Linked DNA regions of Homo sapiens: region 1 is linked to region 2. The links are chromatin loops, found by intact Hi-C in ENCODE. Cell type or tissue: left ventricle myocardium inferior. All regions are shown on one strand. Each heading gives the region's core, and the rest is flanking DNA. Links, peaks and the distances in the headings are about the cores only. Region 1 has its middle 140 kb from the start of MAFB. Region 2 overlaps LOC102724968 (a long non-coding RNA gene).

What was found. Peaks named below come from ENCODE experiments on the same cell type or tissue, not always from the same donor. Only the 100,000 strongest peaks of a DNase experiment are listed, where the experiment ranks them.
Region 1: it touches region 2 in a loop (4-fold over the local background); 3 of 110 quality-filtered maps call a loop at or near these places.

What each region holds. Positions count from the first base shown.
Region 1 is chr20:40,544,455-40,560,396 of GRCh38, reverse strand. No RefSeq gene overlaps it. Among named protein-coding and RNA genes, the nearest start is that of MAFB, 140 kb to the left of the region's middle. In left ventricle myocardium inferior, for the core only: no CTCF peak of the experiment used is centred there; a DNase peak (open chromatin) is centred at 8,996; H3K27me3 peaks cover 719 bases.
Region 2 is chr20:40,608,390-40,624,331 of GRCh38, reverse strand. LOC102724968 (a long non-coding RNA gene) reads left to right here. Exons shown (of 8, transcript XR_001754596.2): 4 at 5,031-5,173. Among named protein-coding and RNA genes, the nearest start is that of MAFB, 73 kb to the left of the region's middle. In left ventricle myocardium inferior, for the core only: no CTCF peak of the experiment used is centred there; no DNase peak of the experiment used is centred there; H3K27me3 peaks cover 3,126 bases.

The sequences.
Region 1 (15,942 bases), core at 4,533-12,532, 64 kb after region 2:
AAACCTTGACCATCCTTCCCACCACTCCTTTGTCCCTGGAGGAGCAGTTTGTGGATTGCTTTCTGGGTTTAGTTCCATCTTAGAAGGTAAGAAAAGCTCCATTGATTCTTAAGAATTGTTTTTTCAAATGTAAATGTATTTCTTAGAGCTGTACTTCATTAGTTTTTGAAAACTGCATTTCCTTCTCTCAGAAAAATGGACACTCACAAATATGCATACACTTTAAACTACAATTCTAGGAGGGACCTGAGGTTCCCTGAAGCATTCTTTACACCCTAGATTAAACATTTCCAGTTAAAAAGATACAGAGCTCTAGCTGGACACAGTGGGTGATGGCTGTAATCCCAGCACTTTGGAGAGCCAAAGTGGAAGGATCACTTGAAGCCAGGAGTTCTAGGCCAGTCTGGGCAACAGAGCGAGACCTCATATCTACAAAAAATAAGATAACTAGCTGAGTGTAGTGGCACACACCTCTAATCCCAGCTACTGGGGAGGCTGAGGTGGGAGGATCCCTGGAGCCCAGGAGTTTGAGGATGCAGTGAGCTATGATTGTGTGATTGCACTCCTGCCTGGGCAACAGAGGGAGACTCTGTCTCTAAAAATATAAAAAAATAAGTAAATACAGAGTTCTGAGTTGAGTTTCCAGAGTGTGTAGAGCAAAAAAGATGGGAAAGACAAGTCCAGATGCTGGTGAGCATGTGGAGCCGCCAGAACATCATGGGTGGATTGTGAATGGTTCATCCACTTTAAAAAATGACTTGACAGTTTCTTAAAGAGTTAAATGTGCATCTAGCCTATGACCTAGTAATTCTATTTCTTGATATTTATCTGAGAGAAATGAAAACATATATCCACAAAAAATTATTTACAAAAATATTCATAGCAGCTTTAATCACAATAACCTAAAATTGGAAATGGTTCAAAATATTCATTAACAGGATAATGGGTAAACATTTATGGTCTATTTATACAGTGAGATACAACTCAGCAGTTAAAATAAACAGATTATTGATCTGTTCACAACAACATGAATGAATCTCAAAAATATCCTGCTGAGCACAAAAAGCCAGACACAAGTGTTTATCTGTGTGACTCCACAAATGTGAAGTTCCAGAACAGGCAAAGCTAACTCGTGGTGAGAAATCAGGGCAGTCGTTGCTTCCAGGGAGGAGGAATTGCTGGAAAAGGGCAGAAGAGAACGTTTCTGGGTGTTGGGGACGTTCTATGGGTTTCAGTCAAACTGAAAGACCGGTGTGATTAAAATCTGTGCACATCACTATATGTAAGTTATAACAAAATAGGAAAGAAGCCAGCTAAGGAACTGAATTGTTATCTATGCACGTAAAGACCTGGTACTCATCTAGCCATTCTTGGTGATGGTAGGTAGGTTCCCTGACAGTGGGCCAGCCCCGTTCTTTCAAGTAAAGGTGATGTGTGTCCACTCACATACAAGATTAGGTAAAGACTGGTAGATCCTTGAGGATGGGGACAGGGCCTTATTCATCATGGTGTTCCCAGTGCCCAGTAGGAATGGGCCCTTTACAGGTGCAAAGGAATTATTTGTTGTATAAATGAATAAACAAATGACTGAATTACTCATGGATGGTCTGAACGATGGTCCTGGCACTGGAAGAGAGAGTGGGTCATTGAGTTTTCACACTAGAGAGCACTAAGTAATCAAGTTTTCTCCTCTCCTCCTCCATCCCTTTTTTCCTTCCTTCCTTCCTTCCTTCTTCCCTCCATTATTTCTTTCTCTCTTCTTTCTTTTCTTCCTCCTTCCTTCCCTTTCTCCTTCACCTCCCTTTCTCCTTCCCCTCCCTCCCTCCCTTCCTTCCTTCCTTCCTTCCTTCCTTCCTTCCTTCCTTCCTTCCTTCTTTCCTTCCTTCTTTCCTTCCTCCTTCCCTTCCCTTTTCTTTTCTTTTCTTCCCTTTTCTTTCTTTCTTTTTTCTTTTATTTTCTTTTTTTCTTTCTCCTTCCCCCCTTCTCCTGGAAGAATATCTATTGATCTAGGGTCTTCTTGTTCACTGAGTCTTTAAGGCAGTGTCTATGGACCTATGAACTGTTCTGAGATCTATGAAAATAGCTGGGATATAAAAAAGTAAAGAAAACTGCAAAGTATAAAAAATTAATTTTAATTAAATGTACATAAGACACAACAGTTTGTCAACAAATTCACTTCAACTCTAGTTATATAGAAGTTTCATGTAGTATAAGATATGAACATATTTTAACGTGGTTTAATGATGATACAGCAAAGTAACCTCCGAAAGAAGAGGAATTAGGGACACTAAAGGCCTTAGAATTAACTGTGCAATGGATTTACACTTGATGTAAGAAACTCACTTTCAGTAACATATAAGAAAGTGGGAGAGGGCAGAGGAAGAGTGGAAGAATAGAAGACTCTGTAGTTATAAGGACCTCATTTATCTTTTATGAAAAAATCATTGTAATGACATGCAGTTAAAGATATACATTTGTGGTAGGCAGAAAAATGGCCCCTTAAAAACGTCCATGCCTTAATCCTGTGAACCTGTTACTTGACATTGCAAAAGTACTTTGCAGAGTGATTTAAGATTATGGACCTTGAGATGGGGTGATTATCCTGGATTATCCAGGTGGGCCCAATTTATTCACATAAGTCCTTGAAATTGGAGAACCCTTCCAACTGTGGTCAGAGGTATATGTGAATAGGGAAGAAGGGTCAGAGATGCAACCTTGCCGGCTTTGAAGATGGAGGAAGGGGTCAGGAGGCAAGGGATGTGGTGGCCTCTGGAAGCTGGAAAAGACAAGAAAATGGATCTCCCCTAGAGCCTCTAAAATGGAAGGCAGCCCTGCTGACACCTTGAGGAGCCCCTTGAGACCTGTTTTGGACTTCTAACCCAGATAACTATAAGTAATAAATATGCACTGTTTTTTTGGCAAACATATAAATATAAATTTTAATTTTAAACCTGATAAAGCTTTGAAATTAGAAGATTCTTTTTTTTTGAAATTTAATTTAATTTAATTTTAAGTTCCAGGGTACATGTGCAGGATATGCAGGTTTGTTACATAGGAAAACATGTGCCATGGTGGTTTGCTGCACCTGTCAACCCATCACCTAAGTATTAAGCCCAGAATGCATTAGGTATTTTTCCTGATGCTCTCCCTTCCTATGCTCCCCCTTGCCCTGGCAGGCCCCAGTGTGTGTTGCTCCCCTCCCTGTGTCCATGTGTTCTCATTGTTCAGCTCCCACTTACAAGTGAGAACATGCAGTGTTTGGTTTTATGTTCCTGCATTAGTTTGCAGAGGATAATGGCTTCCAGCTCCATCCATGTCCCTGCAGAGGACATGATCTCATTCCTGTATAGTATTCCATAGTGTACATGTTCCACATTTTTCTTTATCCAGTATATCATTGATGGGCATTGGGGTTGATTCCATGTCTTTTCTATTGTGAAAAGTGCTGCAATAAATACACATGTGCATATATCTTTATAATAGAATGATATATATTCCTTCGGGTATATATCCAGTAATGGGATTGCCGGATCAAATGGCATTTCTGGTTTTAGGTCTTTGAAAAATCACCACACTCTCTTCCACAATGGTTGAACTAATTTACATTCTCACCAACAATGTAAAAGCGTTCCTATCTTTCTGCAGCCTCACCAGCATCTGTTGTTTCTTGACTTTTTAATAATCACCATTCTGATTGGTATGAGACGGTATCTCATTGTGGTTTTGATTTGCATTTCTCTGATGATGGTGATGTTGAGCCTTTTTTCATATGTTCGTTGGCTGAATAAAAAAATAATTTTTTGTCTTTAGTTCTGTTTATTGATTTGTGTATGTTGAACCAGCCTTGCATCCCAAGGATGAAGCTGAGTTGATTGTGGTAAATAAGCTTTTTGATGTGCTTCTGAATGAGGTTTGCCAGTATTTTATTGAGGATTTTTGCACTGATAATCATCAGGGATATTGGCCTGAAGTTTTCTTTTTTTGTTATATCTCTGCCAGGTTTTGATATCAGGATAATGCTGGCCTCATAAAATGAGTTAGGGAGAAGTCCCTCCTTTTCAATTGTTTGGAAAACTTTCAGAAGAAATGGTACCAGCTCCTCTTTGTACCTCTGGAAGAATTCAGCTGTAAATCCATCTGGTTCTTGGCTTTTTTTGGTTGGTAGGCTATTCGTTACTGCCTCAATTTCAGAACTTGTTATTGGTCATTCAAGGATTCAGCTTCTTCCTAGTTCAGTCTTTGGAGGGTGTGTGTGTCCAGGAATTTATCCATATCTTCTAGATTTTCTAGCTTATTTGCATAGAGGTGTTTATAGTATTCTCTAATGGTTGTTTGTATTTCTGTGGGTTCAGTGGTGGTATCCCCTTTATTATTTTTCATTCTGTCTGTTTGATTCTTCTGTCTTTTCTTGTTTATTAGTCTAGCTAATGGTCTTGTATTTTATTAATTTTTTCAAAAAGCCAGCTCCTGGATTCATTGATTTTTTGGAAGGGTTTTTTTTTGTATCTCTATCTCCTTCAGTTCTAGTCTGATCTTGGTTATTACTTGTCTTCTGCTAGCTTTGGGGTTTGTTTGCTCCAGTTCTTTTAATTGTGATGTTAGGATGCTGATTTGAGATCTTTCTAGCTTTTTGATGTTGGCACTTAGTGCTATAAATTTCCCTCTTAACACTGTTTTAGCTGCATCCCAGAGATTCTGGTATGTTGTTTGTTCTCATTTGGTTTCAAAAAACTTATTGATTTCTGCCTTAATTTCATTATTTACCCAGGAGTCATTCAGAAGCAGATTGTTCAATTTCCATGTAGTTGTGTGGTTTTGAGTGAGTTTCTTAATCTTGAGTTCTAATTTGATTGTGCTGTGGTCTACGAGACTGTTTGTTAGATTTCAGTTCTTCTGCATTTGCTGAGGAGTATTTTACCTCCAATTATGTGATCAATTTAGTGCCATGTGGCACTGAGAAGAATGTATAGTCTATTATTTTTGGGTGAAGAGTTCTGTAGATATATATCAGGTCCACTAGATCCAGAGCTGAGTTCAAGTCCTGAAGATCTTTGTTAATTTTCTGTCTCAATAATCTATCTAATATTGGTAGTGGGGTGTTAAAGTCTCCCACTAGTATTGTATGGGAGTCTAAGTCTCTTTGTAGGTCTCTAAGAACTTGTTTTATGAAACTGGGTGCTCCTGTATTGGGTGCATATATATTTAGGATAGTTAGCTATGCTTGTTAAATTGAATCCTTTACCATTATGTAATGCCCTTCTTTGTCTTTTTTGGTCTTTGTTGATTTAAAGTCTGTTTTGTCAGAAAACAGGACGGCAACCCCTGCTTTTTTCTGCTTTCCATTTGCTTGGCAAATTTTCCTTCATCCCATTATTTTAAGCCTATGTGTGTCTTTGCACATGAGAAGTGTCTCTTAAATACAGCACACTGGTGGGTCTTGTCATTTTATCCAGTTGGCCATTCTACGTGTTTTAATTGGGGGCATTTAACCCATTTATGTTTAAGGTTAATATTGTTATGTGTGAATTTGACCATGTCATCATGATCCTGGCTGGTTATTTTGCAGACTTGTTAATGTAGTTGCTTCATAGTGTCATTGGTCTGTGTACTTCAGTGGGTTTTGATAGTGGCTAGTATTTAGTGTTTCCTTCAGAAGGTCTTGCAAGGCAGGCCTGGTGGTGACAAATTCTGTCAGTATTTGCTTGTCTGAAAAGGATTTTATTTCTTCCTCACTTATGAAGCTTAGTTTGGCCGGATATGAAATTCTGGGTTGGAAATTCTTTTAAGAATGTTGAATATTGGCCCCCAATCTCTTCTGGCTTGTAGGGTTTCCACTGAGAGGTCTGCTGTTAGTCTGATGGGCTTCCCTTTGTAGGTGACCTGACCCTTTTCTCTGGCTGCCTTTAACATTTTTTCCTTCATTTTGACCTTGGAGAATCTGATTATGTATCTTGGGGTTGATCTTCTCATGGAGCATCTTACTGGAGTTCTCTGGATTTCCTGATTTTGAATGTTGGCCTGTCTTGTTAGGTTGGGGAAGTTCTCCTGGATGATATAATGAAGTATGTTTTCTGACTCGGTTCTGTTCTCCCAGTCTCTTTTAGGTACCCCAATCAGTTGTAGCTTCAGTCTTTTTACATGATACCACAGTTCTTGAAGGTTTTGTTTGTTCCTTTTCATTCTTTTTTCTCTAACCTTGTCTGCCTGTCTTATTTCAGCAAGATAGTCTTCAGGCTCTGAGATCCTTTCCTCCCCTTGGTCTATTTGGCTATTGATACTTGTGATTGCCTTGTGAAGTTCTCAGGTTGTGTTTTCCAGCTCCATCAGGTCATTTATGTTCCTCTCTAAACTGGTTATTTTGGTTAACAGCTCCTGTAATGTTTTATCATGGTTCTTAGCTTCTTTGCCTTGGGTTAAAACATACTCCTTTAGCTCAACAAAGTTCACTATTACCCACCTTCTGAAGCCGACTTCTGTCAATTCATCCATCTCAGCCTCAGCCCAGTTCTGTGCCCTTGCTGGAGAGATGTTGCAATCATTTGAAGAAAAAAAAGTGCTCTAGCTTTTTGAGTTCTCAGCCTTTTGCACTGATTCTTTCTCATCTTTGTGGGTTTATCTACCTTCAATCTTTGAGACTGGTTATGTTTGGATGGGGTTTTTGTGGGGTCTTTTTTGTTGATGTTGTCCTTGTTGTTGCTTTGTTTGATTGTTTTTCTAACAAACAACCCCCTCTTCTGTAGGGCTGCTGCAGTTTACAGGGGAACCATTCCAGACCCAATTCTCCTGGGTCCCTCTTGCACCTGGAGGTATCACTAGTGGAGGCTGCAGAACAGCAAAGATGGCTGCCTGCTCCTTCCTCTGGGAGCTCTGTCCCAGAGGGGCACTGAGCTGATGCAGGCAAGAAAGCTCCTGTATGAGGTGTCTGGCAACCCCTGTTGGGAAGTCTCACCCAGTCAGGAGGCATGGAATCAGAGACCTGCTCAAATAAGCAGTCTGGCTGCCCCTTGGCTGAGCAGGTTTGGCTGCACTGGGAAGAATCCCCCTCATCCAGACAGCCAGCAGTCAGGAAACACTAGCTTTTCCTTGCTCTGTGTGGGTCATGCCAACATCCTAATCATTCCCAGTGAGAGAACCTGGATACCTCAGTTGATGGAGCGGGATTCACTCACCATTTTCATTCTTCTCAGTGACAGCCACAGACCGGAGCTGTTTCTAATGGGCCATCTTGGTTCCTCCAATCAATATGCATTGTTTAAGCTCCTAAATTCATAGTAGTTTGTCATGCCAACAGTAGCCAATTAACATAACATGCATGGGTCCACATAACAGTTGATGTTTATTAAATGCAAATAGATGCTGTGCACTCTGCTGTGTGCTTTGTGTGTGTGGCCTTGCTTAGTTTTCATAACAACTTTATGCAATAGCATTATCTTCATCCCCATTTTAAAGATCGAGCCTTAGAGAGGTTCAGGAAATTGCCCAAGGTCACAGAACTTGTGAGTGACAGAAGTGGGATTTGAACCCAGATCTGTCAGTCTGTTCAGCTCTATGTAGAGTCACTTACATCTAGAGTAAAAGCTCTTTTTAATTCTTTTTGTTTCTGATCCAGGCATGACTAAGATACAGTCTACTTTTGCAGAACCCATGAAAAAAATATGTCTACAAGACACTGGAATGTGACAGCTCTTTAGGGCAACATACTTTAGTACTTGAAGAAGCATCTTTTTTTTCTCATAAATTGTCTACGGGACATATGCTTTAGAACTTGAAGATGCATCTCTTTTCACATAACCAATTACAGAACTAATTACAAACTGTTTTTATCTGTTCATTAAGGTAGATATAATTAAAACAACATTTTGTTAAACTAGTTTGAGTGTGTGCTTTAAAGTAATTATTACTACTTTTATTTCTTTGAGATTCTTTCTAATTTGTCTTGGCTCTATCTCAGTCTGTCTCATGTTCTGTCTTGCTCTTTGCTCTACATCAGAAAGACTTTGGCCCTTCTGTCCTGCATTCCTGCCACTTTACCTAGCTAATTTCTACGCACCCTTCAGTTGTTCTCTTAAATATTGCTTCCTCTGGGAGGCCTCCCTTCCTAGAGTCCTCTGGTGTTTATTCCCACAGTGCTCCATCCCTTATTTTTATCTGTCTTATTATACTCAACAGTATATAAATGTATTGGCTGTATTTCTCACTACATCATAAGCTTCATGAAATCAGGGCTTAATGTTTGTGCCATTTTCTCTTGTGTCCCAAGTGTTCAAAGTAGTGCTTGGCGTGTAATAAAGTTAAATAACTATTGGTGGATTGATTAATGATTTGGACTGGTCTTTTCCCCTTACTGACCACTGTTGGATTCTAGACCTACATTAACTGGGTTACACACTTTTTTTCTGTCATCCACCCTCTACTTCTTCCTCCTCCCATTTTTTTGAATATGCACAAACACACAGGTACACCTTGACATGTACACACACACACACACACACACACACACACACACACACACGAGGAGCAAAGTCTTTTCAAATGTCCTCTTTGCCTTTAAGCTAGAGGCCCTTAGCCCTTGTTAGTGAGCTTTTGAGTTGGGATATAGAAGGAGAAAGAGGTTTCTATGCCACTTTTGGGGAGAGGCGCATTGCCTCCTGGGAGTATCTACCTTCTGAGGTGCTGGGCGATTATTTGTGCATATCTTCTGCAGATGTCCACCTCTGTCTCTGAGCAGCACCCTGTGGGAGGCCTTCTTTGCCCTGAAGCTCACAGCCTTGTACCCCATTCCTGCTTCTTTGCGGGCTGACGCTTGGGCTGTGGAGGCAGAAGCTGAGGCCATACCTCCTTCTCTCCCTTTCTCCTTAGTGCCCTACAGGTGTCTCCAGTAGGAGGTTCCCTCCTTCCAGGCTCAGCACTGCTGCCCAGAGAACACATGGCCATGAGCATGAGGCCAGGGTACAGTCCTAAAGGGGCCTGACCCCTGGACCGCAGCCCTCTGGTGCAATGCCAGGGTGGTCATTGCACAACAGGAAGGGAAATTCATATCATGGAGTTTAAGACCTTTGGCTGTGGAATCTCAGCTCTTGGAAGCAGATGTAGCTGGCAGTGGTGTCCTCTTGTGTCCCTGTTCCCAGTCTGGTTCAGCTCTTCTCCTTTCCCCCATTTATGCCCTGCCTTTGCCCTGAACCCTGCCCCTTCCCAATGTCCATGGTCTGCTCCACCTACTGTCCAGACCAATGAGACACCAGAAGAGGAAAGTCTGATGGAGGGGATGGGGGTGGAAAAGCAAAAGCCTTCACACCTAAAGGTGGAATTGCGGCAACCCCACAGTGCTTCAGGCAGCAGCTGCCTGGACTCCATGTGGAGCTGGGTGAACACCCTCATTTGTTTCTTTGTCCCCTCAGGGCACTGGGGTGTCTGGAGGGTGCCCAAGTCCTTATGCCAGCTGACCTTTCTGCCTGCCTCCTTGCTGCTTGCTTGCCTCATTTCTGTTCTCCAGTATCTCATCCATACCATTTTTCCTCAATAGCCCTGCTCCTTTGTTTGTCCCCCAATGGACACAGAGTGGGTTAAGACCTTTGGAGTCCACAGACCTAGGTTCAATGCCTGACTGTTTGACCTTGAGCATGGGACTTCCCTCTTTGAAACTGTTTCCTCATCTGTAAAATGGGCTTAACAATTCCTTTCTCCCAGGGTTGTAACGAGAATGAATTAAGGCAATGTACCAATTTAACATACATTTTCTGAGCACCCACCATTTGACAGTCATGGAGTGGGGTGCTGGGATTACCGTGGTGATTAAGACAGAATCTGGTTGGAAGGAACCTATAGTCTAAAGTGGCAGGAGAAAGCTCTCACAAATATACAAAGAGATACCCCAATAAATAAAGAGTTATAATTCCCATTGCACATTGAGGCTTGCTAAGAAGCAAACAGAAGGGAAGCAGTGAATAAAGGTACCAGGGTGAGGTTATCCTTCGTGGGTGAGGAGAGGGAAGGGCTGTTTTAGGAGATGGCATCAGCCAGAACCCTGGAGAATGAGAAGGTTTTCAGGACTGGGGACTAGTGGGACACATAGAGGGCCCTCCTGAGCACTAAGGTCCTGAAAGCAAGAAACAGTCAGGTGAGTTTATGGATCCCAGTGAGGGTCTTTGTGGCTTGGTATATGTGAATGAGAGTTAGGTTAGGAAAGAGTGAGGCTGAAGAGGCCAACAGGAGTCAAAATATGCTGGGTTCTATGGGCCAGTGGTTCTCAGGGGCATCAGCATCCACTGGGAGCTTGTTAGAATACACATGCTTGAGCCCCACCCATGATCTGCTAAATCGGATACTCAGGAGGTGAGGCCCAGCAATCTGTGTTTTAGTAAACCCCACAGGTCATTCTGATGCATGCTAAGTTTGAGCATCTCTGCTAGACTATGGTATAGAGTTTGGATTTTTGGCCATTGTGTGGCAGAACACTGTTAGAAGGTTTTAAATGAAGAGCGAACTGTGATCTGATTCATTTATCTTAAAAGATCCTCCTGGCTGGAGGGTAGATGGATGGTGGGAACCTGGAGTGGGAGTTTAAGTTCTTAGCTGAGGGAGGCCTACAGTATCACTTAATGGTTGGAGTTAGCACCATCTTTGTCTTGTCTTTCCACACTCATGCCTTGCTGTCTCCACTTCTACTTCGAATGAATTTTGAGTAGCCACATGCTGTCCACCTGAGGTCACCTCCCAGGGCTACTACTTGAAGGGGTTGTATGCCATACGGCTATGAAGCGGGACCATGATCTTGCAGAATTGTGTTTAAGCAGCTTCCTTGTGGGAAGACTAGGAGATGAAACTCACCAGGCCATAGCTTGTGTCTGGAAGGCTGACATTGTTTGCAAGAAGAAGGCAGGAGCTGCACTCTGCAAGGCTCACGAGGCCAAGAGGGAGTTCAGGCAGTCAAGCTTGCACTCTCCTGGCCTCATACTGCTTCTGTGGACAGTGTCCCATGGACATGAGTGGCCCAGGAGGACTTACAATCTAGATCCTTCCCACTGCCAGGCCCATGCCTGAGGCCTCAAGTTTTGGGGCTTGCTGTGGAGTGTCCACTCCTGTCCAGCTCCTGGTGTGGTCAAGAAGCTAAGACCCCCACAACCTCACCACACCCACCACCAGTGGAATAATCTCAGCAGAGATTTAGGTAAAAATTACTAAGACACCAACGAAGTCAGGAAAAATAGTTGAAATATTGAGGTAATTAAAGCCAAATACCTGAATGACTTTGGAAAAGTTTAGGCAAAATAGTTGAAATATGTAGAGAATTCAGGCAAAGCTGTTTGGTAGTCAGTGTGGCCAGAGGAACAAGTAGCAGTTTGGATCTATAGCCAGGGCTGTGGATACCATCTTTGCTGTGTGGCCTGAGGTAGGTAACCTATTCTTTCAGAACCATCATTCCCTCTTCTGTAAAGTACGGACAATAGCACCCACTTTGTAGGAATTTGGTAAAGACTGATTGCAATACTAAAATATGCAAAGTGACTGACAGAGAGTAGGCATGCAGTGAGTACTTTCCCTTTTGTTACTACTATGCTACTACTGCTGTGCTTCCTTGCTGATGGTTACAGTTCCTATCGCTGTGTAACAAACTACCTCAAAATTAATGATACAGAAAACAACCATTTAAATATGCCCACAGTTTCTGTAGGTTGGGAATTTAGAGAGGGTACAGTAAGGATTGCTCGACTCTGCATTAAAGCTTGTCTGAGGCCTCAGTTGGGAAAACTAAAAAATTTGGAGGTGACTTGAATGGTAGGAGATTGGAGAATCTGATTCCATGCATCTGGCATCTTGGCAGGAATGGCTGGAAGCTGGACTCAGCTGGGACTACATGTTTCTATTCTGGTGTGACTCCTTATGTGGCAGCACAGTGTCCCAGAGAATAAGATGGAAACTTTGTGGTCTTTTATGACAAACCTTGGAAGTCACATAGCATCATGTCTGCCACATCCTACTGAAGCAGTCACAAGACCACTCAGATTCCAAGGAGGGCAGACAGAGATCCTAACTCTCAAAGAGAGAAGTGTCAAGAAGTGTGTGGTTGTGTTTAAACCCACCACACTAACAAGCCTTCCTGATGCAGGCTGGCGATGACCAAACCTGATCCCAGTTCCTTTTCTGAGCAATAGGGAGGTATCTTCCAGCTGCTATAGATGCAAAGTTGTCTGCTCCTTGCAAGCTTCAGAGTTCGACTAATCTTAGTCTGTGACCTGAGTTGGGGCATAGAGTCCATTTTCCTGCAGCCTGTGGAGGTCTGCCTAGATGTGGAGGGGATTAAAAACATCCACCAGTTTCTCCCTCTCCAAGCACTTAAAAAGCAGTAATAAATAGATGAGAGCCTGGGAGGTGTGATTGATTTGTTTTATGAATCACAGAAGAAGCTGTAACTCATGGGAGATTAAGGCTGAAGTAAGTTGTACAGCTCTTGCATTACATGTAGAGATTAATGACTTATCACATGAGGCCCCACCGTTAACCCAGCTCACCCACAGGGAGTTTAATAGCAGGACCGTACAGGCTCACTTTTAATACTTGAGCAGATGCTCCTGGCTTGTGTGTGGCCCTGATTCTCACCAAATGAGCACTTTCCTGGTTAGAGTTATGAGTGCCCAGGAGCTGGGGAGTAGCTTCCTCTCTTGAGAAGAAAGAGCTAAGTATTTCCAAGGATACCCATTTCCTTCCTACCCTGTTATTTTCTCAAAGCAATGAGCAGGATGTCTCAGGAAGGCTGAAAGATGATGTCATTTCTCTCAGGCCCTTATTAGGTCCTGTGCTGAAGGTTTTGTAGTTTCTTATGGAAATTTCACAGTAGCTGTATGAGGTAGGCTCTATTGAACCCATTTTTTATTTTATTTTAATTTATTTTATTATTATTGTACTTTAAGTTTTAGGGTACATGTGCACAATGTGCAGGTTTGTTACACATGTATACATGTGCCATGTTGGTGTGCTGCACCCATTAACTCGTCATTTAGCATTAGGTATATCTCCAAATGCTATCCCTCCCCCCTCCCCCCACCCCACAACAGTCCCCGGAGTGTGATGTTTCCCTTCCTGTGTCCATGTGTTCTCATTTTGAACCCATTTTATGGATGAAAAATGTGGGCTGGAGGCTGCATGGTTTTATGGAAGAAGCATGGGCTGGAATCACACGGACCTGGGTCGAAATCCTGTGTGCATGCTTCCTTCCTTAGTATACATACTGTCTTGCAGCTCCAGTTGTCTCATCTCATGAAATGGATAATGTAGATCCTTTGTAGCGGTGCTCTGAGGACTACATGATCATGGTGTCTGGCACCTAATAGGTGTTTATTAGAAGTCACCCCAGGAGACTGCTGAGGGCAGGAAGGGGCAGGAGTGAAAAAAGCCATCAAGTACTTCTAAGACAAACCTGGCATGCCTTGGGTGCCTCTGGGCTCATACCTAGGAGTTCAGAGAGGTTGGCTAGGATGTTTGAATAGATCTAGGCCGGGGAAGGGTGAGGTTAGGCTCTAAATGTGGTCATGATACAAAATCTCAGCCTAAGAGTGCTAGGTGATGCATGTTGCAGAGTGTGATTTGGAGAATTCAGGAGTTGGACTGGCAACATCAGCTGCAAGCTGAGCCCTACTTCCCCAGATATCTGTTTGGATCAGACCAGCAGCTGTCAAGGTCTCAGATGAGCCTGCATCGGGGCTAGAGTTACTTGTACTGCTCAGGGCAGGCCCTGAACCATGGATGAGCACTGAGTGAGGCCATGGGAAGATCTTGACCTTCCTCAACATAGCCTGTTCGCCCATCTTTCCATCTCAGCTTCTGCCTCTGGTCCCTTGAACTGCCTGATGGATTAGAGCCCAAGGTCTGGGTGTGCCATCATATGTAGTCCTAGCTGCTGGTTTGTGTCCAGCTGATTTATTCAGGTGGTACTGTAAACTTTATATTCACCTGCTCCCTCATCCTTGTACTCACAGAGAAGACCTTGGGTTTTATGGTTGTCCATATCCCAGCAGAGTCTCCCACATTGCTTAGAAATCTGTCTTCCACTGGAACCAACACATGTTAATGTTCATGAGCTTGACTCAATGAATCCTGACACTAAAGACAGAGGTATCCCCCTTAAAACTCACTGAGCTAGCTTTAGGACAAATTACAACACCTCCCCACCCTTGTTCTCAGAGTAGGAGTCATAACATTAACATTTGTTACATGGATACTACACGTCAGGCTAAGTTCTTAACATTTTCCACATGAGATAATTCTACTAAATGCATCCACACTTCTTACACCCTGGCTCCCCCTTCTCCTCCTTTTTTGATTTATTTCTGCATAGTACTTAAAAACCTTCTATCTTATAATATCCTTATTCATTTTAATTGTCTTCCTGTCTCTCTATCCCCATGACAATGTAAAGTCACAAGGACAAAAAAATTTTTGTCTGACATGTTTACTGTTCTATCCCAGCCCTAGACAGTACCCGACATATAGTACATGCTCAATAAACATCAGGACTTGCGTCTTAACAGTGGAATTGGTTGGATGGATGAATACATATTTATGAGCTTTCAGAGACCTGGGTCTCCCAGATGGTTGTCTTCTACCCTCAAGCCCTGGCTTTGTCCTCACCTGGCTCAGGGACTCTAATCCCTGGGGAGCTCACCATGGCTAATTGGCCCCTGACTTGGCCACTTAACTTTGCTCCCTGGCTTCAGTCTTGGCCTCTGGCTCAGGCTTTCCGGGAAATCCCAACCCAGCTGTTCCAAAGTCAAGAATGGAAATAGCTCCTAAGTTAGAAGCTCACTGGCTCCTAACTTATCTCTGAAACTTTGTGGGGCTCTCACTCCTCTGTGGGGCAGATACATAGATGCCCAGTCATATCGGGTCTGTGGTCAATCCTGTGGCCACATAGCACATCCTCAGTTGGGTAGCCATTCAACAAGTGCTTACTACACAGAGCTAGAACTTTGGAGCCATGCTGCCTGGGTTAAAGTTCCACTTCTGCCACATATTAGCTTGTGTAATCTTTCTGAGCCTCAATTTTGTCATCAGTAAAGTGGGTTTAATGATGCTTAATTGGAGGCTTCAGTGAGATAAAGTTTGAAAAGAAAATTTAGCTGGGCATACAGTGAGCGCTCAATAAATGTTTGGTATTATTATTAGGTGTCAGGTACTGGGCTTGTTTGGGGTTATGGAGGTGAATAAGCCACAAGCCCTGGTTCCAAAGGACTCACATTCCAGAGGGAGAGGCTGACAAGTTATTATGAAATTGTGGTACCATGTCTGGAGCTGTGATGGGGAAATACAGGGCATGATGGCACCACTCAGGAGGGCTGACCAACTCAGCCAAGGTGAAGGGCAGGAAGCCAGAGAAGACTTCCTAGGACAAGTAATACTGGAGTAAGTGAGTATGACTTTGACAGGTTGAAAGGTATATGTATTAGTTCTCTATTGCTGTGCATCAAATTTCTCTCAAACGTAGAATTTTAAAACCAAAACATTCATTATCTAACAGTTTTGTGGGTCAAAAATCAGGGCATGGATAAATTAAGTCCTCAGGCTCAGGGTCTCCCCTAAGGCTGCAATCAGGATGTTGACTGGTCCTGAGGTTTCATCTGAGGGCTAATGAGGTCCTGAGGTTTCATCTGAGGGCAGAATTCAATTTCTCATGGGCTGCTGGACTGAGGGCCCCAGCTACTCACTGGTTGCTAGCCAAAGGCTTCTCTCAGTTCCTTGCTATGTGGGGCCCTTAACAACATGGGAGCTGGCTTCCATCAGAACAAGCAACCAAGAAAGGATGAATAAGACAAACAAGAGTCTTTGTTACCTAATTTCAGAGGTGACATCCCATCGTTTTTCTCTTCCAGTAACTTAGAGGAGAGTTATTAGGTCCATTCCAGACTCAAAGGGGGGAATTAAGCAATGGCAAGAATATCAGAAGGTAGG
Region 2 (15,942 bases), core at 4,494-12,493:
TCTTATGTTGCCATTGCTTTTGGTGTTTTAGACATGAAGTCCTTGCCCATGCCTATGTCCTGAATGGTATTGCCTAGGTTTTCTTCTAGGGTTTTTATGGTTTTAGGTCTAACGTTTAAGTCTTTAATCCATCTTGAATTGATTTTTGTATAAGGTGTAAGGAAGGGATCCAGTTTCAGCTTTCTACATATGGCTAGCCAGTTTTCCCAGCACCATTTATTAAATAGGTAATCCTTTCCCCATTGCTTGTTTTTCTCAGGTTTGTCAAAGATCAGATAGTTGTAGATATGCGGCGTTATTTCTGAGGGCTCTGTTCTGTTCCATTGATCTATATCTCTGTTTTGGTACCAGTACCATGCTGTTTTGGTTACTGTAGCCTTGTAGTATAGTTTGAAGTCAGGTAGTGTGATGCCTCCAGCTTTGTTCTTTTGGCTTAGGATTGACTTGGCGATGCGGGCTCTTTTTTGGTTCCATATGAACTTTAAAGTAGTTTTTTCCAAATCTGTGAAGAAAGGCATTGGTAGCTCGATGGGGATGGCATTGAATCTGTAAATTACCTTGGGCAGTATGGCCATTTTCACGATATTGATTCTTCCTACCCATGAGCATGGAATGTTCTTCCATTTGTTTGTATCCTCTTCTATTTCATTGAGCAGTGGTTTGTAGTTCTCCTTGAAGAGGTCCTTCACATCCCTTGTAAGTTGGATTCCTAGGTATTTTATTCTTTGAAGCAATTGTGAATGGGAGTTCACTCATGATTTGGCTCTCTGTTTGTCTGTTGTTGGTGTATAAGAATGCTTGTGATTTTTGTACATTGGTTTTGTATCCTGAGGCTTTGCTGAAGTTGCTTATCAGCTTAAGGAGATTTTGGGCTGAGACAATGGGGTTTTCTAGATATACAATCATGTCGTCTGCAAACAGGGACAATTTGACTTCCTCTTTTCCTAATTGAATACGCTTTATTTCCTTCTCCTGCCTAATTGCCCTGGCCAGAACTTCCAACACTATGTTGAATAGGAGTGGTGAGAGAGGGCATCCCTGTCTTGTGCCAGTTTTCAAAGGGAATGCTTCCAGTTTTTGCCCATTCAGTATGATATTGGCTGTGGGTTTGTCATAGATAGCTCTTATTATTTTGAAATACATCCCATCAATACCTCATTTATTGAGAGTTTTTAGCATGAAGGGTTGTTGAATTTTGTCAAAGGCCTTTTCTGCATCTATTGAGATAATCATGTGGTTTTTGTCTTTGGCTCTGTTTATATGCTGGATTACATTTATTGATTTGCGTATATTGAACCAGTCTTGCATCCCAGGGATGAAGCCCACTTGATCATGGTGTATAAGCTTTTTGATGTGCTGCTGGATTCGTTTTGCCAGTATTTTATTGAGGATTTTTGCATCAATGTTCATCAAGGATATTGGTCTAAAATTCTCTTTTTTGGTTGTGTCTCTGCCAGGCTTTGGTATCAGAATGATGCTGGCCTCATAAAATGAGTTAGGGAGGATTCCCTCTTTTTCTATTGATTGGAATAGTTTCAGAAGAAATGGTACCAGTTCCTCCTTGTACCTCTGGTAGAATTCGGCTGTGAATCCATCTGGTCCTGGACTCTTTTTGGTTGGTAAGCTATTGATTATTGCCACAATTTCAGATCCTGTTATTGGTCTATTCAGAGATTCAACTTCTTCCTGGTTTAGTCTTGGGAGAGTGTATGTGTCCAGGAATTTATCCATTTCTTCTAGATTTTCTAGTTTATTTGCGTAGAGGTGTTTGTAGTATTCTCTGATGGTAGTTTGTATTTGTGTGGGATCAGTGGTGATATCCCCTTTATCATTTTTTATTGTGTCTATTTGATTCTTCTCTCTTTTTTTCTTTATTAGTCTTGCTAGTGGTCTATCTATTTTGTTGATCCTTTCAAAAAACCAGCTCCTGGATTCATTAATTTTTTGAAGGGTTTTTTGTGTCTCTATTTCCTTCAGTTCTGCTCTGATTTTAGTTATTTCTTGCCTTCTGCTAGCTTTTGAATGTGTTTGCTCTTGCTTTTCTAGTTCTTTTAATTGTGATGTTAGGGTGTCAATTTTGGATCTTTCCTGCTTTCTCTTGTGGGCATTTAGTGCTATAAATTTCCCTGTACACACTGCTTTGAATGCGTCCCAGAGATTCTGGTATGTTGTGTCTTTGTTCTCGTTGGTTTCGAAGAACATCTTTATTTCTGCCTTCATTTCGTTATGTACCCAGTAGTCATTCAGGAGCAGGTTGTTCAGTTTCCATGTAGTTGAGCGGTTTTGAGTGAGATTCTGAATCTTGAGTTCTAGTTTGATTGCACTGGGGTCTGGGAGATAGTTTGTTATAATTTCTGTTCTTTTACATTTGCTGAGGAGAGCTTTACTTCCAAGTATGTGGTCAATTTTGGAATAGGTGTGGTGTGGTGCTGAAAAAAATGTATATTCTGTTGATTTGGGGTGGAGAGTTCTGTAGATGTCTATTAGGTCCGCTTGGTGCAGAGCTGAGTTCAATTCCTGGGTATCCTTGTTGACTTTCTGTCTTGTTGATCTGTCTAATGTTGACAGTGGGGTGTTAAAGTCTCCTATTATTAATGTGTGGGAGTCTAAGTGTCTTTGTAGGTCACTCAGGACTTGCTTTATGAATCTGGGTGCTCCTGTATTGGGTGTATATATATTTAGGATAGTTAGCTCTTCTTGTTGAATTGATCCCTTTACCATTATGTAATTGCCTTCTTTGTCTCTTTTGATCTTTGTTGGTTTAAAGTCTGTTTTATCAGAGACTAGGATTGCAACCCCTGCCTTTTTTTGTTTTCCATTTGCTTGGTAGATCTTCCTCCATCCTTTTATTTTGAGCCTATGTGTGTCTCTGCACATGAGATGGGTTTCCTGAATACAGCACACTGATGGATCTTGACTCTTTATCCAATTTGCCAGTCTGTGTCTTTTAATTGGAGCATTTAGTCCATTTACATTTAAAGTTAATATTGTTATGTGTGAATTTGATCCTGTCATTATGATGTTAGCTGGTTATTTTGCTCGTTAGTTGATGCAGTTTCTTCCTAGTCTCGATGGTCTTTACATTTTGGCATGATTTTGCAGCAGCTGGTACCAGTTGTTCCTTTCCATGTTTAGCACTTCCTTCAGGAGCTCTTTTAGGGCAGGCCTGGTGGTGACAAAATCTCTCAGCATTTGCTTGTCTGTAAAGTATTTTATTTCTCCTTCACTTATGAAGCTTAGTTTGGCTGGATATGAATTTCTGGGTTGAAAATTCTTTTCTTTAAGAATGTTGAATATTGGCCCCCACTCTCTTCTGGCTTGTAGGGTTTCTGCCGAGAGATCCGCTGTTAGTCTGATGGGCTTCCCTTTGAGGGTAACCCGACCTTTCTCTCTGGCTGCCCTTAACATTTTTTCCTTCATTTCAACTTTGGTGAATCTGACAATTATGTGTCTTGGAGTTGCTCTTCTCGAGGAGTATCTTTGTGGAGTTCTCTGTATTTCCTGAATCTTAACGTTGGCCTGCCTTGCTAGATTGGGGAAGTTCTCCTGGATAATATCCTGCAGAGTGTTTTCCAACTTGGTTCCATTCTCCCCGTCACTTTCAGGTACACCAATCAGACGTAGATTTGGTCTTTTCACATAGTCCCATATTTCTTGGAGGCTTTGCTCATTTCTTTTTATTCTTTTTTCTCTAAACTTCCCTTCTTGCTTCATTTCATTCATTTCATCTTCCATCGCTGATACCCTTTCTTCCAGTTGATCGCAGCGGCTCCTGAGGCTTCTGCATTCTTCACGTAGTTCTCGAGCCTTGGTTTTCAGCTCCATCAGCTCCTTTAAGCACTTCTCTGTATTGGTTATTCTAGTTATACATTCTTCTAAATTTTTTTCAAAGTTTTCAACTTCTTTGCCTTTGGTTTGAATGTCCTCCCGTAGCTCAGAGTAATTTGATCGTCTGAAGCCTTCTCTCAGCTCGTCAAAGTCGTTCTCCGTCCAGCTTTGTTCCATTGCTGGTGAGGAACTGCGTTCCTTTGGAGGAGGAGAGGCGCTCTGCTTTTTAGAGTTTCCAGTTTTTCTGTTCTGTTTTTTCCCCATCTTTGTGGTTTTATCTACTTTTGGTCTTTGATGATGGTGATGTACAGATGGGTTTTTGGTGTGGATGTCCTTTCTGTTTGTTAGTTTTCCTTCTAACAGACAGGACCCTCAGCTGCAGGTGTGTTGGAGTACCCTGCCGTGTGAGGTGTCAGTGTGCCCCTGCAGGGGGGTGCCTCCCAGTTAGGCTGCTCGGGGGTCAGGGGTCAGGGACTCATTTGAGGAGGCAGTCTGCCCGTTCTCAGATCTCCAGCTGCTCTCCAGCTGCGTACTGGGAGAACCACTGCTCTCTTCAAAGCTGTCAGACAGGGACATTTAAGTCTGCAGAGGTTACTGCTGTCTTTTTGTTTGTCTGTGCCCTGCCCCCAGAGGTGGAGCCTACAGAGGCAGGCAGGCCTCCTTGAGTTGTGGTGGGCTCCACCCAGTTCGAGCTTCCTGGCTGCTTCGCTTACCTAAGCAAGCCTGGGCAATGGCGGGCGCCCCTCCCCCAGCCTCGCTGCCGCTTTGCAGTTTGATCTCAGACTGCTGTGCTAGCAATCAGTGAGACTCCGTGGGCGTAGAACCCTCCGAGCCAGGTGTGGGATATAATCTCGTGGCGCGCCGTTTTTTAAGCCCGTCGGAAAAGCGCAGTATTCGGGTGGGAGTGACCCGATTTTCCAGGTGCCGTCCGTCACCCCTTTCTTTGACTAGGAAAGGGAACTCCCTGACCCCTTGCGCTTCCCGAGTGAGGCAATGCCTCACCCTGCTTCGGCTCGCGCACGGTGCGCGCACCCACTGACCTGCGCCCACTGTCTGGCACTCCCTAGTGAGATGAACCCGGTACCTCAGATGGAAATGCAGAAATCACCCGTCTTCTGCGTCGCTCACGCTGGGAGCTGTAGACCGGAGCTGTTCCTATTCAGCCATCTTGGCTCCTCCCCTGACTGATGTCCTCCTTATAGGAATGGGAAATTCAGATGCAGACAGGTGCTGAAGACCATGTGAAGGCACAGGGAGGAGGTGGCCATCTGCAAGCCAAGGAGAGAAGCCTCAGAAGAAACCAACCCTGCCAACACCGTGACCTCAGACTCCAGCCCCCAGAACTGTGAGAAATACATTTCTATTATTTATGTCAATCTGTGGTACTTTGCTATGGCAGCCCTGGTGAACTAATATACATGCACAAGAACTTTTTCCAGTATGCCATTATTTTAATTGTTTAGAGCTGTCTAATAGAAATCTACTATGAGCCACATATGTAATTTAAAATTTTCTAGGAACCACATTAAACAAGTAAAAACAGAGGTAAAATTAATTTTAATAACACATTTTCTTTAATCCAATAAATCTAAAATATGATTATTTTAACATGCAACTTCTCAGAGACATTATTAGTAAAATACGTTCCTTTTTTCATACTATGTCTTTGTCTTTGTACTTGTATCTGGTGTGTGTTATATACTTACAGCACATATTAATTTGGATTAGCCACATTTCACATGGGTTAATAGCCCCATGTGGCTAGTTGTTACCATGTTAGACATGACAGGTATAGATAAGCCATTTTTTTCTGCAGATCAATTTTAAAAAATCCTTGTTCTATTCTGTCAATACATGATCATTGTTAAAACGCATTTAAAAATTGAGCAAGTTTGCTCTGGAACATTATTCCTGGGAATTTTGTCTTTGCTTTGACATTAGCAACTCAAATAGCTGAGTTAGTTGTTCATCAAAAGACTAAGCTATTTAAATATTTTGGCCATTAGCTTTCTTCCTTGGCATTAGACTGTAAGTATTCAGAAGCTGATCCTAATCCTGGAAGATACAATCTTAATGCCGTAATTGCAAATGTTGAAATCCCAAAAGATCAAAATCCTGAAAATATGATTCTGGAAAAAATAATAAAATATTCTTTAAAAAACATTTATTTACATGTTAAAATGGGTTTTCCTGAGAAACATATAAAAACATGACAGAACACTTCCTAGGCCAGTTTACACAATGAAATAGGGAATAATAACATACATTTTTTATAAGCATAAACACCCAGGTATACTAAAAACATTTACAGGAGTGTAACAGTTATGATCAGACAAATGTATTCATAAAGAAATAGGTCAAAAAGCGAAATGTATGAATGCATATCATCATGGTTGGTAATTGGCTGCACCCGGCTTTATAACTGTGGTCACTTGAAATATCGTGTCAGACAACCTGTATTTTGATGAGACTGACCAAAACCCTCAATGGGTCACCACTGCATATGCAGTCTTGCAAAGAGCTGAGATCTCAATAAATTTTAGCTTTCAAAAACGAAAACGAACAAAAATAACATCTCTTACACTACAGAGGAAATTTCAATGTTTTTATGTTGAGAACCAGAGAAGCTTATGGTCTATCAGTCAAGAACCGAAAGCTTCACTACCTGCGGGGCTGTAGGTATAACAACTGAAGTCCAAAGGCCAGCAAGCCTGGAGTACTGATGTCCAAAGCAGCAGAAGAGAGTCTGCCCCAGCTCTCAGAGAGAAATTGATTCGCCTTCTGTGCCCTGGCTGATTGGAGGGTGCCTGACAAGGTTGAGGGCAGATCTTCCCTACGGAGTTCACTCAGACTCACACTCATCTCATCTGGAAACAACCTCACAGACACTCCCAAAATAATGCTTTATCAGGTTTCTAGGGACTCCTTAATCTAGTCAAGGTGACACCTAAAATTAAATTCACAAGTCCACCTCTTGTCAACTTGGCACCCATATGCATCTCCTTAAACCATACTTAACTTCCAAACAAAGACACTAACAGAGTAATCGTTCTCCCTAACCTGATGCAACTATCCTGTGTTTGTGATTTTTGGGATTTTAGACCTTAGGAATTTTAGACTTTAGAAATGTGGATGTCAGGGATTTCAACATTTGGGTTATGGCATTTGGCATTGTGTCTTGTGGGATTATAATCCACAGGAAAGCATCAAATTCAGAATGTTCCTAGGCCTAGAGGGAGATCCTTTTTGCCCCTCATCCCTTTTATGACATACCTCTGCTAGCTCACTTGCATATTATTTGTAGCAGTTAAGGGACCATGCTTCTCTTTCCTTCACTGACATCTCACATCCAAGTTTTAATTTGCTGATGGATGAGGTGCATGAGCCAGAGATAACTGAATGGGTTCAAATAGCCTGGTATTTCCAGGATCTTATAAAAACTTTGCAGTAACCAGGAATGCAGATAAGTTGAGGAAGACTCAGTCGGAACTCTTAGCCATTGCTCTCAACCCTTACTGATTCATGAAGGGAATCCCTCATTTCTGAGTATAATTGAGGACATGATCAGCTGAAGGAGCAGAAGGAAGGGAAAAATGAACTACTAAATGCTGAATGTGTGCTTACGTACCAGTCATTTCCTTGGTGCCAGCCAGCAGTGTGTCTATTGAGCAAAGCATGGTAGATTTTCAAAGAAATCAGCTGGATAAATTCCAGTTTAAAATGGCATCTGGCTAGCTATTGCTGCCCGTGACACAGCCTCTCTTGATTTCCAATTAACCTCTCTAATGAAGACACAGAAACAGTGCAGCCCTGCCATCGTAAAAGTGGAGACGCTCTTTCCCTCTCCCTCTCTTTGCATTGGCTCAGAGACATAGCATCTGCAGCAATTAAAAAATTGGATGGCCATCTCTCAAGTCTGTGAGTTGCTTTTTAAGGCAGCCAAATCTTGCCATCCTCAATATATTTGTTGAAGATCATATGTTTTGTAAAATGACAGGGTAGAAAGTTGTGACCTTAATACATGGATCCTGGGAGGAATAGATACTATAAGTAAAGTTGTGTGATGAGGACAGAGACAAGGACAGACTGAGCAGCAGGGCCTGCTGGACACTGTAGACTTTCATATGTTCTGCTGATTTTGAATGTTAAAGAATAAGGCAAGAAAATTTGGAAGCGATTCCACCTCAGTAGAGCAGAGCTCCATTAGATAAAAAGCTGAAAAAAAAAAAGAATAAAAAAGAATAATAGGGTTTAAAATAACCCCCTTCCCCAACACACAAATAAACACATACCAAATTCTCCAAGTAAATGTGGAGTCAAAGAAGTTAATAAACATCTTCCCTCAAAGAAAATTCTAGGTCTCAATATTTTCACAAGTGAATTCTCTCAATATTTAAGAAGAAATAACATCGTTTACAAACTCTTTTCAGAAAAGAGAGGAGGAAGAAACACTCCCTAATTCATTTCATGACCCTCATTTATGAAACTATAATGCCCAAATCTGACAGATATTTCCTCTTGTTCCAAAAAATTAAAGGAAGATAGAAAGAATTACTGACAAAAAGTCCTGGATGAACAGAGCCTCAAAAACCCTTAACAAAATATTAGCAAACCCAATCCAGTAGTGTATATGAAAAGAATGACACATTCTGACTTTTTTATTATGTCAGAATTATCTCAGAAATATAAAGTTCATTTAACACTTAAAAATCCAACAGTATAATCCACTGCATTAACAGAACTAGGAAGAAACATGCATCAAGGAGAAAAGAGACTTGACAGAAAATGAACATCCCATTGATAAAAACAATCTAGTCATTAATCTAGCAATAAAACCATCTAGTAATAAAAGAGAAACTTCTCAATCGATAAAGATTATTTATTAAAAAGATACATCAAACATCATACTTATTGGTGAAATATTGAACACTTTCTCACTAAGATTGGAAACAAGGCAAAGATGCCCTCTCTCACCATTCTATTTAACATTGTACTGCGATTGCAGCCATTGCAAAAGGAGAAAAACCAAAAATAAAAAAAATGCATACAGATAGGAAGAGGTAAAATTGTACTTATTTGCTGGTGTCATGATTGTTTACATATAAAATCTTAATAAATCTATGAAACAACTACTAGAAGTAATCCGTGAATTTAGAGAGCTCGTAAGATTCAAGGTAAACATACACAAATCAATTTTATTATTTATATACTAGCAACAAATGTTTGGGAAGTAAAATTTTAAGAAACCCTTTACAGATTATCAAAAACAAAAAATACTGGGGATTAGATTTAACAGTATATGTACAAGACCTCTACACTGAAAACTATAAAACATTGCTGAGAGTAAATAAAGAAGACCCAAATCAATGGGTGGTTATGGATACGAAGATATAATGTTGTCAAGATGTTAATCCTCTCCCAACCGACCAATAGATTCAACATAATCACAATAGAAAGACTTTTGCAGAAACTGAAAAAAATGACTCTACTATTTATATATAAATGCAAGCACATAGAATACTTTGATAAAACAATCTTGATAAAGAAGAACAGTTAGTCAACTTATACTATCTGATTTCAAGACTCATTTTAAAGCTAAAGCAATTAAGACAATGTGGTACTGGCATAACCATCAACAAATGATTAGTGGAACAGAACAGAAAGCTCATAAACACACTCCACTGGCCAACTAATTTTTGATAGAATCATCAAAGCAATTCAATACAGAAAGAAAAGTCTTCTAACTAAGGATGCTGCAATAGCCAGTTATTCTCGTGAGAAAAAGGACTTTAACTGCCACTTTATACAATATACAAACCACACAGTTTTCAATAGAAATATAGGATAGTATCTTTATGACTTAGGGATAGACTAAGTTTTCTTTGACAAGACTCAGAAAAACTGATAAATTAGACTTCATCAAAGCTTGAAACTTCTGCTCATAAATAGACGTTATTAAGAAAACTTCTGCTCATAGATAGACACTGTTAGGTAGGCAATCTACAAACTGGATAAAATTATAAGTAAAACAGATGTTATCTGACAATAGACTGGTATCCAGGATGTATAAAGAACTCCTGCAATTTAATAATAAAGGAGTAAAAATGAGCAAATTAACTGGACAGGCATTTCACAAAATATATACACCTGGCCAATGACCAGATATAAAAATACTCAATATCATTACTTATCAGGAAAATTCAAACCACAATGTGACATCCTTATTCACCCTTCAGAAGTTCTAAAATGAAAGATGGAAACAATCCCAATTGTCAAGAATGTGGAGCAACTGGAACTGTCATACATTGTTAGTGGGCGTTTGGCAAAATGTCTCATAATTTTTCATAAATCTGAACACATATCTACCCTGTGACCCAGAAATTTGAATCCCAGGTAATTAACCAAGAAAACTGAAAATATATGCCTACAAAAAGGTTTGTACAAGTATGTTCCTAGCAAGACCTTATTAGTATATAATAATAATAATTATAAACTGGAAACAGCCCAGGTGTCTATCAATAGGAGAATGAATAAACACATTACAGTATATTCATGCAATGGAATACTACTTAGGAATAGAAAGGAACAAATTATTGAACATGCAACAGCACAGAGGAATCTCAAAAGGTTTTGTCATGTGAAAGAAGTCATCTACAAGAGTACACATGGGAACGGTATTCCATAATATGTTGTTCTAAAATAGGCAAAACTAATTCATGGTGGAGAAAAACAGAATAGTGATTTACTCTGGGGGAAGAAATGGTTATTGATGAAAAAGGGACATGAGGGAATTTCCTGGAATGATGCAATGTTTACATCTTGATGGAGGTTTGGGTACATAGATGTAAGCATTTGTCAAAACTCAGCCAATATATAGTTAAGATTTTTGTCTTTCATTGTGTGTAAATTTTACCACAAAAACCTGTAAACAAATACTGAACTGCAGTTAATGATATGTATTCTGAAATATTTAAGAGGATATGTACTGATATATATATATACACACACACACACATATACACATACATGTGTATATATATACATAATTTAAAGTGTATAAAAATCTCAAGATGGATTGAGATAAAGGAATTAAGGTGTCAATGAGATAATCTGTGTAAGTGCTCACTATAAAATTCTTTCAACTTTTTTGTATACCTGAAACTTTATTATAACATATTGGAAAGAAACCAAAATCAGATCTGAAACTTCAACTTAGAAATATAAAAAAAGAATGAATAGAAAGACAACTATATATCTAGTTGGAAAGATTGTATATTGCAAAGATATTAATTAGTCCCTCATTCATTCATACATTTAACATGGTTTGGAATTTTGATTTTGAAAGTGATTCTGAATTTCATTAGACAAAACAAGCATTGCCTCCTGCAACAGAAGTAAAAATGTCATTCTTATGTATTTGACATATATACTACTGTAGTTGAAACAATATGGCATTATACAACAATTAAAATATGATGTCATGAAATAGAAGGGATAGTCTTGAATTGCATGCTAGAATACCTATAAGCTTAATAGAAGATAAAAGAAATGTTAATTATTTGGAAAGGGGTGAATTTTTTAATGAGTGTTGGAATAAAATAAAATGAGAACCTTACCTCACATTATCTCCTAAATTAAATTATAAATGGATTAAAGAGTTACTTTTTAAAATACAGGCAGTTATTGCTTTGGGCAGTTATGATATACACAAATTTTACTTAACACAGCATAGTGAAAAGTTAAGATTGCCAGTATGAAATACTAGAATAATATATAATAAATATTTAATTGAGTTTCAGATGATGAAAGATATTTTAAGCCTCAGAGCAATAGAAGAGATCTTAAGGATAAGAATAATATATTTGGCCACTGAAAAAAAAATCCATATCTTTAAAAATATTATAAGCAACAGTAAAAGAAAAATGTCCAAATTGGAAAAGTACTTACAATATATACGGCAGAATGGTTACTGTCCTTAATACGTGCAGAGATTTTAAAAAATCACCATATAAAAAAGAAAACCAGAGAAAAAGTGCCCATAAGACTTGCACATATAATTTGCTGAGGCATCAAAAGATAATACATTTGTAAAAATATCTCATTATTATCAAAAACTTTACATTAAAAATGAAAGATACTTTTTTTTTTTTACATTCACAAAGATGAAAAAAAAAAAAACCTTCGCTGAGATAGTTTTGTTAAGTTTGTGTTTCCCTTGGAGATGAAGTCTCGCTCTCTCACCCAGGCTGGAGTGCAGTGGGGTGATCTCGGCTCACTGCAATCTCCACCTGCTGGGTTCAAGCGATTCTCCCACCTCAGCCTCCCAAGTAGCTGGGATTACAGGCACCTGCCACCACACCTGGCTAATGTTTGTATTTTTAGTAGAGATGGGGTTTCACCATGTTGGTCAGGCTGGTCTCAAACTCCTGACTTCAGGTAATCCACCCCCCATTGGCCTCCCAGAGTGCTGGGATTTACAGGTGTGAGCCACTGCACCCAGCCAGTGTTTTCCTTGTTTTACCGTTAAGGGTGGTGCTGGGGTGAGCATCCTATACATCTTGGATAACCTCTGATTATTTCCTCAAGATAATTATGCATGTAGATGGTGTTTTCTTCTATTGATGTTGTTTTATTCCTTAAATTGCTTGGTAAGCATGTAAGGGTTTGTTAATATAAATATATTTTAAGATGTTCAAAATGGCATCCAATACATTAAAAGGATTTTGAATGGAAGAAACAGAGAAAATGCATGAAAAATATAAATAATGGCTGTCACTGGAGGTATGATTATAGATGATTTCTCTTTTCTTCCTTATAGTTTTTCTTAATTTTCTAAAAATTGAGGAAGAATCATTTAAAAAACAAAGAAGACACTCAGTTTATGTATTTGACATGGCTTTTATATCAGCACCTGTATGGTGCCTGGGAGGTACTTGGTACCCAGTACACTTAGTAAAGCAGCTTCATTGAGATATAATTTACATATCATAAAATTCATTCATTTAAAGAGTACAATTCAATGGTTTTTAGTATAGTTACAGATATGTTCAGCTATCATTACAGTCAATTTTAGAATATATTCCTCACTTCACAAAGAAACTCTGCATCCTTTATCAATCACTCCCCTACCCCGCTATCTTCCCCAGCCCTAAGCAAGCACTAATCTACTTCCTATCTCTATAGATTTACCTATTCTGGCCATTACATTTAAGTATAATTATATAATACGTGATATTTTGTGACTGTCTTCTTTCATGTACTTTAACTTTTTCAAAGTTCATCTATGTGGTAGGATATATCAACATTTCATTCATTGTGGCTGAATTTTATTCCAGTGTATGGATATACCATATATTGTCTATAATAAGTTGATTTATATTAATATTTGGGTTATTTCTACTTTTTGACTAATTAATTCATAATATAATTTATTATTATGAGTAATTACATAAACACTTGTGTGAAAGTTTTTTATGTGACGTATGTATTCATTTTTCTTGGTTATCTACTGTGAGTGAAATTGCTGGGTCATATGGTAACTCTGTGTTGAACTTTTTGAGGAACTTTCAGGCTGTTTCCCAAAGCGGTTTCACCATTTTATATTCCATCAGCAGTGTATGAGAGTTGCAATTTCTGCATAGCTCCAACACTGATGTTTTGTTCTTTCTGATTTTGTTGCTATCTAGGCAATCCTATCTAGGCAATTTTGTTGTCGTGAAGTGGTATCCCATTGTGGTTTTGATTTGCATTTCCCTGCTTAATGGTTGAGCATCTTTTTATGTGTTTATTGGCTATTTGTATATCTTCTTTGGATAAAGGCCAATCCAAATCCTTTGCCTATCTTTAAATTGGGTTATTTGTCTTTTTATTACCCAGTTTTAAGAGCTCTTTACATGTTCTAGAACAAGTCTCTCATCAGAGACAGCATTTGAATATATCTTCTTTCATTCTGTGGGTTGCCTTTTCATTTTTGTTTCTTTTCTTTTTCTTAAATTTTATTTTTTATTATACTTTAAGTTCTGGGGTACATGTGCAGAACATGCAGTTTTGTTTTAAATTTTACTTTAAGTTCTGGGATACGTGTGCAGAACGTGGAGGTTTGTTACGTAGGTATACGTGTGCCATGGTGGTTTGTTGCACCTATTGACCCATCCTCTAAGTTCCCTCCCCTTATCTCCCACCCCCTAATAGGCCCTGGTGTGTGCTGTTCCCCTCCTTGTGTCCATGTGTTCTCATTGTTCAACTCCCATTTATGAGTGAGAACATGCGGTGTTTGGTTTTCTGTTCCTGTGTTAGTTTGCTGAGGATGATGGCTTCCAGCTTCATCTACATCCCTGCAAAGGACATGATCTCATTCCTTTTTATGGCAATGTAGTATTCCATGGTGTATATGTACCACATTTTCTTTATCCAGTCTATAATTGATGGGCATTTGGGAAAACTTTGTTTTCTTCAAGATGATTTTGACTATTCTGAGACCTTTGAAATTACATATGAATTTTATAATCAGTTTCAATTTCTACAAAGAAGCAAGCTGGGATTCTGATAGGGATTGTGTTAAATTTGTAGATCAATTTGAGGAATATTGCCATCTTAACAATATTAAGTTTCCCAATCCATGAACCTCGAATGTTTTTAGAGTTTTATAGGTCTTTTTAAATTTCTTTCAACAACGTTTTGAAGTTTTCAGAGTTAAGTTTTATATTTTTTGTTAAATTACTTTCTATTTTACTACTTTGTTTTTTTTAAATTTTATTATTATTATACTTTAAGTTTTAGGGTACATGTGCACAATGTGCAGGTTAGTTACATATGTATACATGTGCCATGTTGGTGTGCTGCACCCATTAACTCGTCATTTAGCATTAGGTATACCTCCTAATGCTATCCCTCCCCCTCCCCCCACCCCACAACCCTCCCCCAACCCCACAACAGTCCCCAGAGTGTGATGTTCCCCTTCCTGTGTCCATGTGTTCTCATTGTTCAATTCCCACTATGAGTGAGAATATGTGGTGTTTGGTTTTCTGTTCTTGCTATAGTTTACTGAGAATGATGATTTCCAATTTCATCCATGTCCCTACAAAGGACATGAACTCATCATTTTTTATGGCTGCATAGTATTCCATGGTGTATATGTGCCACATTTGCTTAATCCAGTCTATCATTGTTGGACATTTGGGTTGATTCCAAGTCTTTGCTTTTGTGAATAGTGCCACAATAAACATAAGTGTGCATGTGTCTTTATAGCAGCATGATTTATAGTCCTTTGGGTATATACCCAGTAATGGGATGGCTGGGTCAAATGGTATTTCCAGTTCTAGATCCCTGAGGAATTGCCACACTGACTTCCACAATGGTTGAACTAGTTTACAGTCCCACCAACCATTGCATATTAAATTATTTTCTTAACTTTATTTTTAGATTTCTCATTGCAAGTGTATAGAAATACAGTTGATTTTTGTAGATTGATCTTGTATCCTGCAACCTTGTTGAATTCATTTATTAGTTCTATTTTTTAGTGGATTCCTTCGGATTTTATATATATGAGATCATGTCACATAAAAATAGAGATAGTTTTACTTCTTTCTTTCCAAGCTGAATGTCTGTATTTCTTTTTCTTTTTCAATTGCCTGCGACAGAACCTCCAGAACAATGCTGAATTGAAGTGTTAAGGGCAGACATCCTTGTCATGTTCCTGATCTTAGGGAGAAAGCATCTCCTTAGGGAGAAAGTTTCTCACCACTGAGTATGACGTAGCTATGGGTTTCTCATAGATGCTCTTTATCAGGTTGAGGAAGTTCTCTTCTATCCCTAGTTTGTTGAGTGTTTTTATTAAAAAAAGAGTGTTGGATTTTGTCAAAAGTTTTTTTCTGCATCTATTGGAATGATCATGTGATTTTTTATTTTTATTTTTTTACTCCTTTGTTTTTGCTTTCTATTCTATTGATGATTACATTAGTTGATTTTTAGATGCTATCACTACACTTTTGCTGAGTGTGTCCTGGGCTAATTAGGTACATTTGGAATTGAAATTGAACCCACAATGTGGTCTGAGGGGTACAGGCTGTGTGTAGCAGTTTTTGGAGGGCAAATGCCCTATCTGAATCCCTAATA